Linked DNA regions of Homo sapiens: region 1 is linked to region 2. Evidence: read pairs that join two places in POLR2A ChIA-PET (ENCODE). Cell type or tissue: OCI-LY7. All regions are shown on one strand. Links, peaks and the distances in the headings refer to the core of each region. The heading gives the core; the rest is flanking DNA.

Evidence for each region. Peaks named below come from ENCODE experiments on the same cell type or tissue, not always from the same donor. Only the 100,000 strongest peaks of a DNase experiment are listed, where the experiment ranks them.
Region 1: POLR2A ChIA-PET joins it to region 2 with 5 read pairs; 4 of 35 experiments call an interaction of 5 or more read pairs at or near these places.

Annotation. Positions count from the first base shown.
Region 1 is chr10:7,022,781-7,028,173 of GRCh38, reverse strand. The region is part of intron 1 of LOC105376387 (a long non-coding RNA gene); the gene reads left to right. Among named protein-coding and RNA genes, the nearest start is that of LINC02665, 71 kb to the left of the region's middle. In OCI-LY7, for the core only: no CTCF peak of the experiment used is centred there; no DNase peak of the experiment used is centred there.
Region 2 is chr10:7,100,776-7,106,168 of GRCh38, reverse strand. All of the region lies in intron 1 of LOC105376387 (a long non-coding RNA gene), which reads left to right. Among named protein-coding and RNA genes, the nearest start is that of LINC02665, 7.2 kb to the right of the region's middle. In OCI-LY7, for the core only: no CTCF peak of the experiment used is centred there; DNase peaks (open chromatin) are centred at 2,968 and 3,378; H3K4me3 peaks cover 1,191 bases; H3K27ac peaks cover 933 bases.

The DNA of each region.
Region 1 (5,393 bases), core at 286-5,285, 78 kb after region 2:
GGAAATAGCTTTCCTCTGGGTGAAGCTATCATTCTCTATTTCATGTCAACTATGTTGCTAGGCCCAGTGAGGGATACTGAGTTAGATTTGGGGTTAAGCTTTAGCTCAAACATAATTCTAGCACCAAATCTCCATTCCATTATTTTCTCTCGTTTCCATCTTAAGCATTCACAAGGGCATTTAGCATTGCTGCAATTCTTGGATCTAATGTCCTTAGGGAGTTGGATGCTTGTTCTAATGTGCCTAACAAGAAAGAGTACACTTTTCAAAGAACCTAGCTATTTGTGACAGTGACAGGCATTTGGCAAATAAATATTCCCATTCTCCAAGGACCCTCAGAGAGCCATAAGTAACACAAATTATAAATCTCCCATTGGTACAGTCAGAAAGACTGACTTTCCTTTGCCATGACTAGTCTGTCCATTTTTAGCTACCAAGCGTCAATTCCAGATTCTCAGATTCCTCTTCCTTTCTGCCTGTAGCTCTGTTTCTTTGAGCTGTGATGCTGACGTGTATGTTAGATGAAATCAAGATAAGTTATTATATAGAGTGCAGAGCCTAGATGGAGTTCAATCTCTGGAATGAAGTTGGTTATTTAAGTAATGAATTGTCAGTAATGCACTCAGGACATAGAGCAATTTTGTGTGATTTTCCAAACTCAAAACTGCAAAATACTTATGGAAAACTTAACATGAATTTGGCCACATACTAGAGTCTTGTGTTATGTAATCCTGGTCACATGGTTTGTATATCACATGGTTTTCTGGCGTTTTAATTTTGCCTGGTGGTGAGTGATCAAAGGCCTGTTGATTGAGGAAAAAACCCACTTTGATAGTCCAAAGGGATTTGTGTGTGGACTTAAGATTTCCGACAGCCTTCTCTATACTTTTCTCACTCAGAACATGTTTTTTCCCCCCAAGAGAATTCTTTCAAGCTAAGGTTGCTTTAAAAACTAGAAAGGATAAAAAAGGCCCAAGATACACAACAGTAAGTCACTGGGAAAGCTAAAAAGAAAAACACCAGCATCATGCACGTTAACACTATCGGGTGCTGCACCCAAGTGCAGAGGCAGTAGCCCGGCTGCCTGGGTTCAGACTCCAGCTCTGCCACTTGCTAGTCTTGTGGTCCCAAAGAAGACCCAAAACTCCTCTGTGCCTCAGTTTCTTCATCTGTAAAGTGGAAACAAAAATTACCTACTCTGTGGAGGTGTTTTAAAGAGTCAATTAGTAAATATATGCCAAATGCTTAGCTCATTCCCTGACATAAATATTCTATCCTGTTACGATCATTAGCTATTGAACAGAGTTGAAAATGACTGTGTTCCATAGGAAGGCAGGGAAAGAATTTGCCATACCCATACCTGGTTGTGACAATGAAATGTATTCTTTCCTTCTACCCATTACCTACAAAGTAATGATCATTAAAGCATGTGAATTCAGGGAGGATTCTAAGGTCCAATACATGTTCATGGTGAGGAAGAACAATGACAACATTCACAATATGTGTTTCTCTTTTGATTTTTATTCCTAAGGTGAATTAGTCTTCTTCTCCCAGCTTTTTAAAAGGCGTAATTGACAAGTAAAATTGTATATATGTAAGGTGTACAACATGACATTTTAATATACATATACATTATAAAATGATTATCCTAATAAAGCTAATTAACGTATCTATTACCTCACATAGTTACTGTATTTTTTTCTGGTGAGAACATTTGGGATCTGCTTTCTTAGCAAATTTCAGGGATACAGCACAGTATGTTTTTGTATTTTTTAAAATTTTTGTTTCAGTAGCTTTTGGGGTACAAGTGTTTTTTTTGTTACATGGATGAATTATATAGTGGTGAATTCTGGGATTTTAGGGCACCCATCACTGGAGTAGTGTACATTGTACCTGAAGTTTAGTGTTTTTCTTTTTTCTTTTCTTTTTTTTTTTTTTTGAACTGGAGTCTTCCTCTGTCACCCAGGCTAGAGTACAATGGCGCGATATCAGCTCACTGCAACCTCCACCTCCTGGGTTCAAGCTATTCTCCTGCCTCAGCCTCCTGAGTAGCTGGGACAACAGGCGCCCCCCCACCATATCCCGCTAATTTTTGTATTTTTAGTAGAGACGGGGTTTCACTGTTGGCCAGGCTAGTTTGAACTCCTGACCTCAGGTGATCTGACCACCTCGGCCTCCCAAAGTGCTGAGATTACGGGCATGAGCCACTGTGTCCGGCCAAGTATAGTTTTTTATTCATAGCTCCCCACCCATTCTCCCCATTTTGAGTCTCTAGAGTCCGTGATATCACTCTGTATGCCTTTGCATACCCACAGCTTAGCTCTCACTTATAAGTGAGAACATAGAGTTTTTGGTTTTCCACTCCTGTGTTACTTCACTTAGAATAATGTCCTCCAGCTCCATCCAAGTTGCCGCAAAAGACGTTATTTAGTTCTTTTTTGTGGCTACTATTCCATGATATATATGTATTACATTTTGTTTATTCACTCACTGGTTGTTGGGGACTTAGGTTGGTTTCACATCTTTGCAATTGTGAATTGCGGCACAGAATTATTAACTATGGTCGCCATGCTGTACATTAGATCTACAAAACCTATTTATCCTGCATAACTTTGTACCCTGTACCCTGAAACACTGTACCCTTTGACCAGCATTTCCCTACTTCCCCATCCCCATTCCTGGAAATCCCCATTCTACACTCTGCTTCTATGAGTTTCACTATTTTAGAGTCCACATCTAAGTGAGATCATGCAGTATTTGTCTTTCATTTAACTTAATGTCCACTTTGTTTAATCTATGTTGTAGCAAATGACAGGATTTCCTTCTTTCTAAAGGTAGAATAATATTGCATTGTATATATACCATATTTTTTTTTCCATTCACCCATTGCAATAGAAAGAACTTTGTTTTAGGCCAAAGGAAAATCACAGGACACTCAGATATATGCCATGTCTTGGCTATTGTGAGTAATGCTGTAGTAAATATGGGAGTGCAGATATTTCTTTGACATACTTATTTTCTTTGGATATATACCTCAAAGTGGGATTGCTGGATCATAGATAGTTCTATTTATCTTTTTTTTTTTGACAGAACTTTACACTGTTTTCCATACTTACTGTACAAATTTACATTCCAAATAACAGTGTACAAAGATACTCTATATCTTTACTAATACTTGTAATTTTTTGTCCTGTTGATAATAGCCGTTCTAACACGTGAGGTAATATCTTATGGTTTTGATTTGTATTTCTCTAGTGATTAGTGATGTTGAACATCTTTTCCTTTACATGCATTTGTATGTCTTCCTTGGAGAAATGTCTATTAGGTATTATTATTATTATTATTATTATTATTATTATTTTGAGATGAAGTCTCGCTCCGCAATCTTGGCTCACTGCACCCTCCACCTCATGGGTTCATGCAATTCTCCTGCCTTAGCCTCCTGAGTAGCTGGGATTACAGGCACATGCCACGATGTCTGGCTAATTTTTTTATTTTTTATTTTTTATTATTTTTTTAGTAGAGACGGGGTTTCACCATGTTGGTCAGGCTGGTCTCGAACCCCTGACCTCATGATCTGCCCACCTCAGCCTCCCAAAGTGCTGGGATTACAGGTGTGAGCCACCATGCCTGGCCCAGGTCTTTTGTCTATTTTTAGGTTGCGTTATTTGTTTTTTCACTATTGAGTTGTTTGAGTATTTTATATATTTGAATATTAACCCTTATTAGATAAATGGTATACAAATATCTTCTCCCATACCATAGTTTGACTTTTCATTCTATTGATTGTTTCCTTGGCTGTGCAGAAAGATTTTAGTTTGATACAAATCTGTATTAGGTGGTTTTTGCCTTGCTATAAAGAAATACCTGAGGCTCCATAATTTATAAGGAAAAGTGGTTTAATTGGCCCATGGTTGTGTAGGCTGTACAAGCATGGCATTAACATCTGCTCGGTTTCTAGGGAGACCTCAAAAAGCTTCCAATCATGGCAGAGAGCAAGGGGGAACAGGTATGTCACATGGTGAGGGTGGTAACAAGGGAGGGGTGCCACACACTTTAAAACACCAGAACTTGTGTGAACTCAGAGCCTGAACTCACTTGTTATCATGAGTACAGCACCAAGCTATTCATGAGGGATCGGCTTCCATGGCCCAAACACCTCTCAGTAGGCCTCACCTCCAACATTGAGGATTATATGTCAACATGAAATTTGGAGTGAAAAAATATCTGAACCATATCAAATTCAATTTGCCAATTTTTGCCTGTTTGGTTTTTGAGGTTATAGCCAAAAGCTTATTTACAAACCAATGTCAAGAAGTCTTTCCCCTATGTTTTCTGCTATCTGTTTAGTTTCAGGTCTTACAGTGAAGTCTTTAATTCATATTGAGTTGGATTTTGAATATAAAGTGAGATAAAGATTAAGTTTTATTCTTCTGCATGTGGATATCCAGTTTTATCAACACTATTTATTCTTTGCCTATTGTGTGTTCTTGTGTTCTTGGCAACTTTGTAGAAGATCAGTCAACCATAAATGTGTGGATTCATTTGGAGGCTTTCTATTCATCTCCATTGGTCTATATGTCTGTTTTTATAAAAGTACTCTACCCTTTTTATTATTATAGCTTTGTAATATAATTTGAAATCAGATTATGTGATGCCTCCAGCTTTATTCTTCTTGCTCAAGATTGCTTTGTCTATTCAGGGTCTTTTATGGTTCCATATAAACTTTAGAATTGTTTTTTTTCTTTTTATATGAAAAAGCCATTGGAATTTTGATAGGGATTGCATTAAATCTGTAGATAGCTTTGGGTAGTATGGATATTTTAATGATAATTCTTCCAGTCCATGAACATGGGATATTTTTCCATTCATTTGTTGTCTTCTTCAATTTCTTTCATCAATGTTTTATAGTTTTCAGTGTATAGATTTTTCACCTCTTTGTTAAATTCGTGTTTTTAGCATTCTTTTACACAGAGTTGTATCCTTAATTTCTTTTTCAGATAGTTTATTGTCAATGTATAGAAACACAATTGATGGTCAGGGCTACGCTGGGCCTGACGTTGGGTGAATTTGCTGCTTGGGATGGGCAAAATCAGAGTTCATGCTCCTTAGAAATGCAAGATTTACCATTTTTGATTTAATATTTGTTTTATCTCATATAGGTATAGGTACTCCTGCTCACTTTTGGTTTCCGTTTCCATGAAATTTAACCCTTTACCTTCAGTCTGTGTGTCTTTACCAGTAGGGTGAGTTTCTTGTGAGCACATATAGTTAGTTCATGTTTTAAAAAACCCATCCAGCATTTATATCTTTCAAGTAGAGCATTTAATTCATTTACATTTAAGGTAAATATTGATACGTGATGTTTTATTCCTGTCATAATGTCAGTTGTT
Region 2 (5,393 bases), core at 279-5,278:
TCGCAAATAATGTGTTCCAACTCTGGCCGATTGATTGCTTGTTAATTCTCTGCCTGGCACTGCAAATTCCTGGTTAGCCTGAAAATGAACATTTCATTCTAACTTCCTGTGGTTTCTTCTTGGGTGGGTGTTTGCGAGGCTTTGAAATTTTTCCCTCATCCTTAATTGTTAAGATCAGCTAATGATTTAAAGCCCCTGAGCGATTATGGGAAGACCAGAAATCGCGGAGCAAGCTCAGTGATCCCCCAACTCTATAGGGCGAATCCATCTATAAAGGACAGTGTGGAACCTTGAACTGACACCAGATGAACTAAATAAGAAAAATCTCTATGAGGCTTCCTTTCAGATTTAACCTGTACCAGTGAACTCAGATAGGTTTGAAATATTTGTTTGTCATCTTCTGTGGGCATGGGGCTGGGCTGGGTCTAGCACGGAGTAGAGTATGCCTTACAGACATTGTCTCATTCTGTCGTAGGTGATGCTGGCTGTGATTTCCATTTATCAAGGGAATGAACAAGGTATATCAAGGCCAAGTGACCTATTCTGTGACTCTGGCATCTGGCCTCTAGTAACACAACCAGGCCAAGAATCAGGCTGACTCTCCCAGTAATTCAGGGGAAGCAATGGCTCCATTTATAGTACTTGGAGGGAAATTCACTTTTCTTCTTTTTTTGTTAACACATCTAAATTGAGTTAGTATGGGTATATAAATGTGTTTTTCCTGAATATCAAGAGAATTTAAAAGAGCTTAATGGCCCCCAGGTATGATTACATTATGTACATGTGAAATCAACAAGCAAATCCTTAATTTTAAATACTTCTACACCTAAAGCTACTAGTGGCTACCATTTATTGAGTGTTCTCTATGCTAATATTGATTAAGGCATTTATTCATTTATACTAAGAAAATATATTAAGATAGGCTTAAAAAAAACAAAGAGCACAGCAAAAGAAGCTATCAACGGAGTAAACAGACAACCTACAGAATGGGAGAAAATATTTGCAAACTATGTCTCTGACAAAGGTCTAATATCCAGCATCTAAAAGGAATTTAAAAAAATTTACGAGAAACAACCCCATTAAAAAGTAGGCAAAAGACATGAACAGACACATGTGGCCAACAAGCATATGAAAAAATTCTCAATATCACACTTTGATATTCATTTGATATTCGTTAGAGAAATGTAAATCATTAAAGAAATGTAAATCAAAACCACAATGAGATACCATCTCACAGTAGTCAGAATGGCTATTTTAAAAAGTCAAAAAATAACAGATATTGATGAGGTTGTGGAGAAAAACGAACACTTATACACTGTTGGTGGGAATGTAAATTAGTTCAACCATTGTGGAAAGAAGTGTGGCAATTCCTCAAATAATTGAAAACAGAAATACCATTCAACCAGAAATCCCACTACTGCCTAGATACACAGAGGAATATAAATCATTCTACCATATAGACACATGCACACGTATGTTCACTGAAGCACTATTCACAATAGCAAAGACTTGGAAACAACCTAAATGCTCATCAATGACAGATTGGATAAAGAAAATGTGGTACATATACACCATGGAATACTATGCAGCCATAAAAAAGAACAAGATCATGTCTTTTGGGTGAATGTGGATGGAGCTGGAGGCTAGTATCCTTAGCAAACTAATGCAGGAACAGAAAACCAAATACTGCATGTTCTCACTTATAAGTGGGAGCTAAATGATGAGAACTCATGAACAAAAAGAAGGGAACAACAGACACTGAGGTCTACTTGATGGGGGAAGGTGGGAGGAGGGAGAGGAGCAGAAAAGATAACTATTGGGTACTGGGCTTAGTAGCTGGGTGACAAAATAATCTGTACAACAACCCCCCATGACACGAGTTTACCTATGTAACAAACCTGCACATGTACCCCCAAACTTGAAATAAAAATTAAAGAAAACTACAGTGGTCCCTTGGTATCTGGGGGATGAGTTCCAGGTCCCCTGTGGATATCAAAATCTGTAGATGCTCAAGTGCCTGCTATAAAATGGCATAGTATGGACATATAACCTATGTACACCCTCCCATATACTTTAAATCTTCTCTAGATTACTTATAATACCTAATACAATGCAAGTGCTATGTAAATAGTCGTTATACGGTATTGTTTAGGGAATAACAATAAAAAAGTCTACGTGTTCAGTACAGATGCAATTTTTTTCCAAGTATTTTTGATCCATGGTTTGTTGAATCCACGGATGTGGGACCCATAGATATGAAGGGTCAGTACTAACAGCAATTCCTGGAGCAATTCCTTGGATTATTGGGAATCCAATCATCTTTTATCTATGCCAGTTATTTGCCTTCTAGACCTTCCCTCATCTCCACACATTGAAATCCTACCCCTTCCTTCAAAGCCCATCCTGCTGAGGACATTAACTCCATTAAATTCTTTTCAGGTGACTTCGTTCTCTGCTAAATTCCCGTAGCATTTTATAACTCATATATTTTGTTGTGTAATGTCATTGAGTTTGTCCTGCTTTCCCGTCTAAGATGTAAGCTTTCAGGTGACAGTTTCTGTGCATTTTTCATTTTTTTGTATTCCTTGACACAATGAGTCATGCATGAAGTAGGTGCTCATTCTGTGTCGGTTGAATTAGTTAGCTCTCAAAGTTGGAAGGGACCATAGATTTCATGTAGCCCAGCTGAGACTACACCTCATACATGCCCCGATCCTGTAGATCCAGATGTTGCCACATGATTAGCTCTTGCTAGTGGATATGCACAGAACTCACGGCCAGGATCTCTACAAAGCATTTGCACATACAGTAAATCCTCATAATTTAAAATGCAAGAGACCGGGAACAAATGGGCTTTGAAGTAACTGAGTTCATATTAACCAGAGGTTTTATTAAAAACCAGAGAGCACTCACTTGACCAGAGAAAGACAGCTGTTTTGAACAATGACTATGATGCTGCTCAATGATGCTTGCATTTCCAAGGTATTTTTAGTCACCTCTGTTGATGATGATGATGATGACTAAAAAAGCACTCTGCAGCTCATAAGGAAATGCACACAGGCTGAGTGATTACTGTGAATGGGCCTGAAAATCTCCACTTAGTTCTTTTCCACCAGCTAGAAGCAGAGGACTCCAGAGAGGGTGGCCAGTGCTGCAAGATGCAAAAGCCTGGGATCCTGAGTCACCACCTGGAAGAAGGAATGAGCTGACCAGGAATGCCAGCATCAGGCCATTATGTGAGCAAGAGAGAAACTTCCGTTGTGTGAAGCCGTTGAAATTTATGGGTGATATGGTTGGGCTCTGTGTCCCCACCCTAAATCTCATCTTGAATTGTAACAATCCCCACGTGTCAAGGGTGGAACCAGGTGGAAGTAATTGAATCATGAGAGCAGTTACCTCCAGCTGTTCTGGTGATAGTGAGTCAGTTCTCACGAGATCTGATGGTTTTATAAGAGGCTTTCCACCCTGTGCTTAGCACTTCTCCTGGCTGCTGCGATGTGAAGGATGTGTTTGCTTCCTCTCGCACCTTGATTATAAGTTTCCTGAGGCCTTCCCCAGCCATGCTGAATTGTAAGTCAGTTAAACCTCTTTCCTTGATAAATTATCCAGTCTCGGGTATGTCTTTACTAGCAGTGTGAGAACGGAATAATATAAGGGGTTATTTATTAAAGCAGTAGCCTTAACTTTATTGAATCTTTTCTTTGATGGAGTGTTTATTGTCCCAGCTCTAATTGCTATGAAAACCTTACTCACACTGAGCTAAAAGCTGCCTTCCCAGGAGTGACTCCAACCCATGGGCTACTGTTTTGCCTTTTCAGCGTGCACAGATGTATTTCCTCTTCATCAAGAAGCCTTTCCCAATATTTGGCAGCAGAAGTCATATTGGCTCTAGGATGATATTTCTCATTTCTTCATTTATGGCTGCAGTGCACAGTAGCAAATGATTAGAGTTTTAACCTCAGAGCTAAACAGACTCTCTCCTAGAGAGTTCCTTTTCTCCCTGACTCTTCCCAAAACTCAGCAGTCATCCCAAGGCTCTTACACCAAGAATTGTCCTAACTTTGGATTGAAGCCATAAGCTGCATGAATCAGATCTTTTTTCCAAAGATTAATAAAAATATTTACTCACTTGGTTGTATCTTGGGGGAAAAACCCACGAGACGTTTACAAAGAAGAGCTGAGACAGTCGAAGGCACTGCCCATCACATACTGTCATACAAACACAACAAGCCATTACTTGCTCATTCAAGAACCCTCTAGGAGTCCCCAGGTTCTCTTTACGGAGATAAAGGTAGGCTTGGGCATACTGTGTTCTAGAGTATCTGACATGATAGTGAAAATGTTACTTTTAAGCTGAAATACAATTTAATGAAGATAGCTACTTTCACACTGAAACAGTCACTGTCTCCAAATTCAGAGACTAAACTATCCATAATAAACTATCCATAAATTGCTGGCCTAATTCAGTTTGTCCCACGGATGCTTGCAAAGTCCAGATGTTATTAGTTGTTAGTAAAGCCCAAATGCACAGGGTTTTTCTTTTCCTCTTGCACAGCAGTTCTTCAGCCTTGCAGAGGATCTGCCTAAGATCAAGTAGTGTGGACAGAATCAGTCACGATATTTGTTATTTTATTCAGCTCCAGTTGAACTGCAGAATGGTGCGTTTATGTCACCTGCATGTCGCTTCATAATAATTATTCCGTGTGCATTTCCTTATGAGATGTGGAGTGTCTTTTAAATCACCATCCTCAACATCGGTGACTAAAAATACATTGGAAATAAAAACATCATTGGCTAGGCACGGTGGCTCACGCCCAAAATCCCAGCACTTGGGAGGTCGAGGCAGGCAGATCACCTGAGGTCGGGAGATCGAGACCATCCTGGCTAACATGGTGAAACCCCGTCTCTACTAAAAATACAAAAGATTAGCCAGGTGTGGTGGCACGCGCCTGTAGTCCCAGCTACTCGGGAGGCTGAGGCAGGAGAATCACTTGAACCCAGGAGGTGGAGTTTGCAGTGAGCTGAGATGGCATCACTGCACTCCAGCCTGGGGAACAGAGAGAGACTCTGTCTCAAAAAACAACAGTGAAAACAAACAAACAAACAAAAAAACATCATTGAGTATCATCATAGTCATTGCTTGAAACAACTGGCTTTCCCTGGTCAGCTGAGTACTGTCTGGTTTATAATAAAACCTCTGGTTCATGTGAACTCAGTTACTTCAAAGCCCATCTTGTTCTCAGTCTCTTGCATTTTAAATTATGAAACATTTGTTTGTTTGTTTTTGAGGTGGAATCTTACTCTGTTGTCCAGGCTGGAGTGCAGTGGTGTGATCTCGGCTCACTGCAACCTCTGCCTCCCAGGTTCAAGCAATTCTCCCTGCCTCAGCCTCC